Linked DNA regions of Homo sapiens: region 2 is linked to region 1. Evidence: read pairs that join two places in POLR2A ChIA-PET (ENCODE). Cell type or tissue: GM12878. All regions are shown on one strand. Links, peaks and the distances in the headings refer to the core of each region. The heading gives the core; the rest is flanking DNA. Region 1 has its middle 190 kb from the start of CD109. Region 2 overlaps RIMS1 (regulating synaptic membrane exocytosis 1).

Region 1 (5,393 bases), core at 87-5,086:
ACAGGAACAATTGAAAAATGTATCAGTCAACGACAGAGTGTATAATAAGTATAAATAGATAAATCAACAATTTTAGATATAGATTTTCATATACCTTCTTAGAGACTAATATATCAGCCAGAAAAAAAAATATGCAGTAATATCAATAACCTGAAGAATTTAGACAATAAGCTCCAACTATTAGACAATAGAGAACTTTTCACCTAACAGAGAATATTGGATCTTTATAAGCATACCATATAACACTTAAAAAGTTAAATCTTGTATTTGTCTATAAGGGAAGGTTCCATGCATTCCACAGTATCAATGGTTTATATACTGCATTCTCCTAGCACCAATGCATTAAAATTAGTTACTACTAACAAACAAACAGAGAGCTTTAAAAAAAAATCTCACCTGTTTGGAAATATATGTTACCAAATTGTCCGTGTGTTAAAGAGGAAAAGAAGCAATATACAGAACTGACGAGTAATACAAACTTTGCTTTTCAGCCTTTGTTGGACATACCTAAAGCAGTACTCAAAGAAATTTTAACTTTACATTTGTCAAGATACAAGAAAGTTTAAAAATAAATTGATGAGTCATTCAACTCAAGATGTTACGGAAAGGGCTACGGAATAAACTTAAATAAGAAGGAAGGAAGTAATAAAGGCAGTGAGAAAAATAAATAAAATAGAGACCAAATATTAAATAATGAGAAAAGTAATAAAACCAAAAACTGATTCTAGAACAGACTAATAATATTGACCAATAAAATGCAGAATGAAAAAATGGAAACTAACCATAGAAATTTTTGGAGAATTTAAAAAAAAATAATAAATATTTTATAAATAATTATATGTGAATAATTTTGAAATCTAGATGAAAATGTTAAATTGCTAGAAAATTTTTAAATGCAAAAATTGATGCAAGAAAAAATAGAAAACTTAGATAAACCAATTAGGACTAAAGAATCTGAAAAGGTAAAGATCTCACTTCCCCCATAAAAGAAAAAGAAAAAGAAAAAACAAGACCAAATAGTTTTTTGTGTGACTGAATCATTAAATTCTATATTACTACTAGTCATTCACAAAAACAGTAAAAGAATGTAAGCCTGTTCAATCAGGCCATTTTTTTCCCCAAAACTATATAAGAACAGGGCAAGAAAAGAAAATATAAGCACATGTCACATATAAACGTAGCTAAAGCCAACAGAAGTAACTGAAACAACATAGGGGGCAGGGAAGCCAGCATTCCAGAAATGTTAAAGGCCTCACAAAAGTTTTATTTAATGATATGCTTTATTCACTTAAGGAGAACATCAGCAAATTAATGAAAATATCAATAGCTATTCGTATGTGTAGGCAAATCATACAACTATATTGCTTTGATTTGAAATGACCCTGTATAAGAAATAACCTCCCCATCACATGGAAAATTCTAGATAAATACAATAACTAACTTAAGGCATTTTGTTACATAAAAGAATAATATAACACTAACGTATGTGAGTGAAAAGGTTGATTTATTACATTCATTCCACTTACCCCAATTTTATTATAGTTTAGTGGGGTAGGGTCCAAAGAAATGAAATACAGGACAATTCAGAAGTGTCAACTTTGTTCCCCAAAAGACTGGGTTATACAGTGAGGTTAGCAGGCCTTCCTGGATCCCTGGAGGGACAGCCCTTCTGACTCTGCTGTAGACTGACCCTGCTCATATTCCAGAAGTAGGAAGCCACTAAACATATTCATCACCTTCTACTAAGATGGCTTCTGAGGGCCAGAAACCACTTAAATGCCAGGATTGACTTTTATTTTTCACCCTAGTCTGAGTAAATCTAGTTTTTAAGGAGGAGAGAGGGCACTTTTCTGAGAAGTTATTTGCATAACAAAAGGAGCATTATAATTGCCTTCTCTGTAGCAGAAAAAAAGTGAAGCATGTATTTAGACTAAATATCAGACCACATCCTGTGTCACATGGCATGGTAGGAGAGTAATGACTGATTGCTGGCACAAAAAGATAACTCTTTGGAAAAGAGCCTTATCCCTTTGTCCTTTTTCAGGAGTCATTACTTAAAAGTTTAATGAGGCTAATTCAAAAAAGAAGAATCTATCCTTCCAGGAAGACAAAAATAAATTCCTCATCCCCTTTCACCTACCCTCCATACACACACAGATATACACACACACACACACACACACACAGAGAGAGAGAGAGAGAGAGAGAGAGAGAGAGAGAGAGAGAGAGAGAGAGAGAGAGAGAGACCAGAGGAGCTGGGCCCCTGGGCAGAGGCCCCAAGACACACAGGAAAGTCCAGAAGACACCAAGGTTTGGGGCAGCCAATCCAGCCACATCTCAAGATTTTCTAGTTCATTCTCCTGCCTTTCAGCTGGGGGGCAAGACAGGAGGAATATTTAGTTGAATGATGTATCCAACCAGGGGCACTGTTCCCAGGATGAATCAACTTTACCCCTCAACTGGGTAGAAAAATATTTTTTCCTAAATCTTTTAGGGAGTTTGTGTTCCCATGCAAAAAGAGGATGAAGCAAGAATTAGGAAATCCTAGTAATAATCAAAGACTGTCTTAAAAATCATATAATTTCATTCTGATTTCCTCATATTCATTTTTTCAAAGATCAATACAATGTTTACATAAATCTTAAATTCTGTAGGATTGTGCGGCAGAAAGAAGTCCAAATCAAAACATTTTATAAATAAGGAAGCTGTAGGACAGCTTATAAAAAGAGATAGAGCCAGGACTTGAACCCAGATGTTCTGACCACTAGTCCAGAATTTTTTCCACTCTATATTACTTTTCTGATAATTAAGCATATACACATTTTGGAAGATTTTTTTTTTTGAGACACAAGTCACTCTGTCGCCCAGGCTGGAGTGCAGTGGCGTGATCTCGGCTCACCACAACCTCCGCCTCCCGGGTTCAAGCGATTCTCCTGCCTCAGCCTCCCGAGTAGCTGGGACTACAGGCGCCCGCTACCACGCCCAGCTAATTTATTTTTTATTTTTTATTTTTTTTTAGTAGAGACGGGGTTTCACAGTGTTAGCCAGGATGATGTCCATCTCCTGACCTCGTGATCCGCCAGCCTCAGCCTCCCAAAATGCTGGGATTAGAGGCGTGAGCCACCGTGCCGGCCAAAGATAAATTTTTAAAGGAAATCTCATTAAATCCTTCATGTTTTAATTCACAACCAAGAAATTTTGCTGAGCTATCAGAACATATTTGTGTCTCCCTATAAAACCATCAACGGTATTTATAGCTTTACTTAAATAAGCACAGCAGAAACAAATGGTAATTAACTAATCCAGATTTCCTGCCTGGGATTTGCTCTATACATGCTTTTTTTTTTTTTTTTTTTCATTTATTTGGAAAAAATTACCTTAACACTCATTAACAGAAAAATAAAAAAGACAAAAGTTAACTTCCTTTTTTCCTTTTTTTAAGGCAGAGTCTCATCCTGTCACCCAGGCTAGAGAGAGTGGCACAATCTCAGCTCACTGCAGCCTCAATTTACCCAGCTCAAGCGATCTGCTCACCTCAGCCCCCAAAACAGCTGGCACTACAGGCACGCACCACCACGCCCGGCTAATTTCTGTATTTTTTGTAGAGACAGTGTTTCGGCATGTTGCCCAGGCTGGTCTCCAACTCCTGGGCTCAAGCGACCCACCTTGGCCTCCCAAAGTGCTGGGATTACAGGCTTGAGCCACCACACCCAGCTGAAAGTTCATTTTCTTAAATGGTTAATGTAATAAGGTAAAGAGAAAGTAGGAAGGATCTAGTATCTAATGAAAGTGAGTTATACCTGCTCAGAGACCCTCCATCATTCAGCATGTTGCTGTCACAATTCACTACGATGGCACTCCTTTTTCAGCTTCTCCATTCGTTAAGCATTGCCATTATTTTATGTATTTATTTGTAGTGGATTTTAAAAGGGAAACGGGGAGGATTCCAAATTACCTGCATCTATAAGTGAACCGTTGGCCTTCTACTAGCTTCTACTTTAAATGCTTTTGTTAGCACACATACCAAACCTAGTGCCAAGATAACAATCAGATAAAATTAAAAGCAATAGCCTGCAGCTGGAAAGGAAAACAGCAGTAATTTATTCTTTGAGTTGGGGCATGAGTTCTGATTAAAACTAATGATTAAAAAAGAACACTTCAAGTTTGGCTACAAATTTCTCAGTATGCTTGGATTAGCCAATTTATGTCATCAACTAGGGTCTAAATTAAAGGAAAATTCCTGTATTGACTAGACGGCTATCTGTTCAACAATGAAATGTTGGAAATTGTTTCCTCCCTCATATTTTCTCTAAGCTCTTCCCACAAGACTGAACCATAATCAGTTAATTCATTGACATGCTTCACAATGGCTTAAAAGGATGTCCTATTTTCTTTTTTTTTAATTTTTTTATTATTATACTTTAAGTTTTAGGGTACATGTGCACAACGTGCAGGCTTGTCACACATGTATACACGTGCCATGTTGGTGTGCTGCACACATCAACTCGTCATTTAGCATTAGGTACATCTCCCAGCGCCATCCCTCCCCGCTCCCCCTACCCCACAACAGTCCCCAGTGTGTGATGTTCCCCTTCCTGTGTCCTATTTTCTTCTAAAGAAATGTTTTAACATGTTAGTTTATATGCACATATTAAGATTCTCTGTTTTTTCTTAATTCTTCTTACAAAAAGCTCACATAATTACAGTGTCCTCTGGAGAACATCAGTACACCAACGTTGTCATCTGACAGTTGAGATAAAACTAAGATAAGAGAGCCTTACACCTGATCCATTGTTTGGTCCCCAATGTTATAGTGGCTTGCTTTTCTATCCTAACTACTAACCACCATCTTCTGTGGCCATGTAGTGGTAACATAATAGGTACTATAATAATAGTAGTTCAAGTTGCATTTCCCCTACAAAAAAATGTGCTTAAGTAGTTCCAACACTGATCCAAATGGTGCAACATTTTTTTTTTTTTTTGAGGTGGAGTCTTGCTCTGTCACCCAGGCTGGAGTGCAGTGGCACAATCTCAACTCACTGCGACCTCCACCTCCCGGGTTCAAGCGATTCTCCTGCCTCAGCCTCCCTAGTAATTGGGACTACAGGCACATGCCACCACACTCAGCTAATTTTTGTAATTTTAGTAGAGACAGGGTTTCACCATGTTGGCCAGGCTGGTCTCGAACTCCTGACCTCAGGTGATCCACTCGCCTCAGCCTCCCAATAAGTGGTGAAATTTAAAGAAACATTTGATAATAAAATTTCAAGTCAACAAAATAATTAGATGTCTCCTTATAGTTAATTGTGACTATATGTAATTTACTTGTTTATTTATTCAACCACCATTTCTTGAGCACCAGGAACTGTTCTAAGAGCAAACAAGAGAGATCG
Region 2 (5,393 bases), core at 300-5,299, 1.9 Mb after region 1:
TTTATTTTTTAATTTTTTTGGAGACAGAAGTCTCACTATGTTGCCCAGGCTAGTCTCAAATTTCTGGGCTCAAGCAATTCTCTTGCCATGGCCTCCCAAAGAGTTGGGATTACGAGCATGAGCCATGATGCCCAGTCATAATTCAGTTTTAATAATAGCCCTATTTAAACTAGATTGCAAACTTTTTGAATATCTAACAGTTGACTCTCCCAAGCTAGTATGGGCTGTCTCATGTACATTGCTGTGTGCTGGTGAACTACAATCTGTATTGGTGGAGTACAAAGTGCTTGTGTGAAGGAGGAAGAGTGTAGGAGTGCTAAGGAATAGGGAAGGGGAGGATGTTGGACTTTCCTTTTATACCACCCTCATCAGCTTATAGATAGATGGATAGGCAATAATGATGATAGATACAAACATAATAGATAGATAGATAGATAGATAGATAGATAGATAGATAGATAGATATGTACATACATACATACATACATACATACACAGATGGATACATAGATATGAAGGTTTACAATCTCAACTTACAGGACTCAACTTACAATGTTCTGCTTGTTTCTATGCAATGAAATAAAAAGAGCACCTGGAAACAGACGTCTGAGTAATAGCTCCATCAAGTACTGGCAACCAGTTTGAGCATTAATTTTCTCAAAGCACAAAGTATAATATAATAATGCCTTCTTCTCTGGGAAAAAAATTAACTAAGGTTTAACGTGTTGAGGGCTTGTAAATTATAAATTGCCAGATAAAAAATTTTAGTAACACTGTGGTTTCTACATTTTTTTCATAAGATTGTGCATTTGCTGCTTCTGTAAAAGGTAGAGACACAGCCCTATTTGTCACAGTGTAGCTCCAGCAGTACAGTTTTTTTTTTTCTTTTCCTTCAAAGATCATCCTCTTAACATTAGCTTTGAGTCCCTCTAGGCATGTCCACAACCTTTACTTCCCATTTCCCTTTCTGTGCCTCCTTCTATTTCATCTAAGAATTATTTAGCATTTCAGAATAGAGAGATGTTTTTTAAGCCTTTTTGCATTCTTCTCAGGCTGATAGAAACATATTAGAGAAATCCAATGTTCAATTAAAAATACAGTTTCCTTGTCTCTAATACATTCTGGTTATAGCTATTGAAATAACCAACTATACTTACAATTGATTATACATAAATCAATCAATAAGTAAAAATTAACATATTTCATAAGTTACAGAATGTTACTGAAAGCATGTGGAAACCTATGATAAACACATAATAGCAATTAGCAAAGATAAGATAAATGCCATGAAATCCAGACATTGGAATTTAGGCTTCACATAATAGGCAACAGCAAACCAAAATACGTTTTTTAATCAGACAGTAATATGATAAAAATGGAATTTAAGAAAGAACATCTTTTAAATATACAAGATGGTTTGCTATGTAAGTAGCTTCTTCATATTTGTACTTAAAATTTATCCACGATTTATTTCCCCCAAGTTTTGTGTAGTTAGTAGACATAAAATCTGTGCAGAAAAAACATAAATCAGTCCCTGTGCTCCACATCTGAGCATTCAGGACAGTCTGGAAAGAAAACACAAAGAAGATGGCAAGTAGTCATTTCTCTTGTTGTGTATTCTGCAACATCCCTCTTCTGGTAACCACATCTGATGACTTATTTACTTTTAACTGAGAATTTACTTAGGCTGGCTGTACAATCTCAAATTTTCTCAAAAGAAAAAAGTCATAGTCCCTATGCCAATGTTGAAAGAAAAGAAAAAAAAATCAAGTTTATGTCAATAATAAAAAAAACCCTTTTTTTCTGATTATACAATACTGACTGGGCCTTTCCCTGTATAACTTAATCTCTAAACTTAATATTTAAATGAGAAATAGAAAGAGAGACCAAGTGTGAGAGTGAGAGCATAAGCACGCTCTTGGTGGTTTCATTCTGGTATGCAATCCCACTTAAGAACCTATTGACCCTTTTTTACAACAATTAGGAAAATAATAGAGAACTAAAATAGAGCTCATAAACTTACAGCAGATCCAAGAAACACACAAATAGAACATAATGTGTGCTCTAGGAAGGCAGGTATAACCAAAGCTCAGGGAAGAAAAAATTTTGGTGAAGGGGGTGGTCAAGTACGTTTTGGAGGAAATTGTTTTGGAGCAGAGACTTGAGTCACAGGCAGGATTATCATTGGTGGAAAAAGAGGAGTGGGTGAGATATTAAAACAAGCAGTGGCAAAAGCTCGGGGTAGAAATAGAAGGGAAGGACATCTTCAATGAGTAGGGAATATTGTGGTTTTGTAAAACATTTAGACCAGAGAAGTTAGTGTTGAAGAGAAGACAATCAGGCACTGTGCAGGCAGGACTTAATTTATACATGGACTATTGGACCTAAAGGCCTTCAGAGAGGGCAGGTGCTCTGAGCAAAGCTGGGTGGGATGAATTAGACTAGTAAAGGAATAGAAGACAAAAGGCCAAGGGGTATCCAACCCCATGCAAAAAGGAGAGCCTGAAATATGAGGATGGGAGTGAGAACTGACAGAAGGAACAGATGTGAGACGATTCAGAGATTCAGAATTAGACCTGACAGGACATAGTGACTGATTACACTTAGGGAGCACACAAGGAAGTGGGGAGCTGAAGATGACTCAGGGGTTTCCCATCTGTGTGACTGTGAGAATGGAAATGTCATAAATAGATGAGAGAAGGTGAAGAAGGATGCATGAGTGTGACTGTGCTTGGGTTTGTTGGGGTGTGATGTGGAAGGAAATACTGAGTTCAGTTCCATTTAAACTTGGAACAAACAACATAATATTTGAGCACTCTTATGTGTAAAGTAGCATGCACTGTAGAAGGCAAGAACTTTAAATTTTGTGTTAATACCTACAGTCACACACACCCTGAAATAGAACTCAAAGTCACACGTTTTCCAAGCCTGAACATTTCTCATAAATGTGGCCCAAGATTATCAGCTGAGGTATCATACTAACAAGGTCTCATAGTAAAATAAGACTGCAAAGAACCAGTCCAAGTATTTTAACACTTTTAATGCTTCAAAGGATAATAGATGGTGGAAATGGCTCCCTGGAATTGCATGGAAATGCAGAGTTAGAAAAATCAAAGTGATAAAATGAAAGATGCCTTTATTCTCCTCCCTGATCCTCCATATCCTCTACTCCATAATGTTTAGCGGCTTGGTTTGCCATTATCAATAAGGGAGATAATATAATCCATCTTGAAATCATTTGTCAATTGGCATTCAGTATTCAAATCAAATCAAATCATAGTTCAAACCAAAAAAAAAAGCAATTTATATCAAGTTCCAATGGCATAGCTTAGTAGTATGCATTATAGTACACCAATGACTTCCCTGCAATACAGTCTCTTTCTTCAAGAGGTGAACACTGCAGGTGGGGAGACAAGGCAAAAGAAATGAAAAAGTGAATGATTTAAAAAAAAATAAACTAAGGCAACCAGAGAAAACATATCCCAAGATAGCATACGACTTACTGCCAAATGACTAGTGCTCTTTAAAAGTATTGCCGGATTAGAGATTAAACCCCCTTTCTGCAAGCAAAATAAAGAAGAGCCTTCATGGTTTATAAATAAGGAAACTTAGATGAAAACATTACCAATGGCAATTTTGTACATTCTCTGTCAACTTTCATCTTTTCTATGAATTTTTTCTAATGTGGGGTGAATACCACAAAGAGTGTGACCTACTCACTGATTATATATTATGTCTACCATATTAGAATGAATTATTTGAATTAAGAATCCTATGGTATTCTTGTCTTCTAACCCCACTAGATCCTAGCCCAAGATTGAGCAAGAAGAATGCTGCCAATGAATCCTGACCTGAATAGTTAAAATGAATAACCAGAAGTTAGTGGGTAAATGAATGTGATTATTAGTGGGTAAATGAACATGAGCAAATGATTTTCTTTTATGTGCCTCAGTTTCCTCATATGTAAAATGGAGACAGTAACAATACTTTATAAAGTTTCATGAGGGTTAAATGCACATAAAGTGCCTAAAACACAACAGCATATAATTGCAGTTATTGTTACCAGAGTTGATAGAAAATCAGCAAAAAGCTAAAATTAGACACTCTTCTGCTTTAATCTTATGCAGAACTTAGACTGGTGAGCAGTTTTGAAAATTTAGATGTGTGCTCTTTTTCTTTTTGATGTTCCCATATGGAATGATTCTCTCCACTGTGCCACAGAATCTTCTTTTCTGTGGATTTCTCTCAGGAATCAGAAAAGAAATGCATACTTTAGGAATGTAATTCCCTAGAAGTACTTGCCTTTTCTATCCTTATTTTTTATTAACTCTCCTTTGGTAATTCCCAGTCCCAAAATCTCAGAAAATTTTTGTCTTATCTCTTACTTGTCCCTTTCATAACTACATCCACTTGTCATTAAGGCGTACCAGTTTCTTCTTTCAAATGTCTCTCTCATCCATTTTTTCTGGAGTCATTGCCATTATTCTTACTATTATTAGCCATGTCTCATCTATTTTAATCATCTACTAATTGGTCCCTTTTTCTCCAGGAATGCCGTACGCTCATCCATCATGCATATTCCTGAAAAATTCATTATCCTGAAACTTTCCTTTCAACTAGATAGCTCCATGTTCAGATACTTTGGTGTCTCCCTTCAGAGTAAAATCCATTTATCAAAGCTGGACTTCAAGGACATTCATAAACTGGCCTCAACTGCCTTTCACAGGTTTGTATTCCTCCAACTCATTGGCCAAATATGCTTTTCAAATCAGACTATATATTCAATGTCCCCCTTGCCTGATGGCTTCATTCTGACTCCTGAACTTTTACCCACATTAATAATGTTTAAGATTTGTTATACATATAATACATGAGTGCATTCATTTATTCACCATTATCATTTTCCACTAAATACACATTAATTCACTGCATGCTTTGCCCAAGGTCCTAGGCATTATCTTTTTCTTTTATTTAATATCTTCCTTCTCACACTAGTGCAGTAGCCAGTGGGTACCGATCTCAGTTGCCACCAGTAGAGTCCACACCACCATTATATTTTGCCTCCTTTGGCTATAAGCTTCCTGTTTTTTCACAACAACCAACTATTTTCTTGGCACGGGCAGACTGTTCTCATCCTGGACAAATGACTCTGTAGAAGAGCAGAGGAAATAGCAGTGATTCACAGAGTAACCAGGCTGAGCCCTGAGGCACAGCAACTTTCTAATAATAATATTGCCAATATTTATTTATCCTTGCAATATCTGTACATGAGTTTTGAAAGAGAGGTCCAATTCAGTGATATTCACATTAATTTTGACTTATAAAATTATCACCCATCCCATCTAATCTTCATTTTTACTGAGCATATTAGTGGTACATATCAGTGATTCTAA

What was found. ChIA-PET counts read pairs that join two places held together with the same protein. Peaks named below come from ENCODE experiments on the same cell type or tissue, not always from the same donor. Only the 100,000 strongest peaks of a DNase experiment are listed, where the experiment ranks them.
Region 2: POLR2A ChIA-PET joins it to region 1 with 5 read pairs; 1 of 35 experiments calls an interaction of 5 or more read pairs at or near these places.

Annotation. Positions count from the first base shown.
Region 1 is chr6:73,883,423-73,888,815 of GRCh38, reverse strand. No RefSeq gene overlaps it. Among named protein-coding and RNA genes, the nearest start is that of CD109, 190 kb to the right of the region's middle. In GM12878, for the core only: no CTCF peak of the experiment used is centred there; DNase peaks (open chromatin) are centred at 1,790 and 1,975.
Region 2 is chr6:71,979,846-71,985,238 of GRCh38, reverse strand. All of the region lies in intron 2 of RIMS1 (regulating synaptic membrane exocytosis 1), which reads right to left. Among named protein-coding and RNA genes, the nearest start is that of RIMS1, 96 kb to the right of the region's middle. In GM12878, for the core only: no CTCF peak of the experiment used is centred there; a DNase peak (open chromatin) is centred at 2,648; H3K27ac peaks cover 588 bases.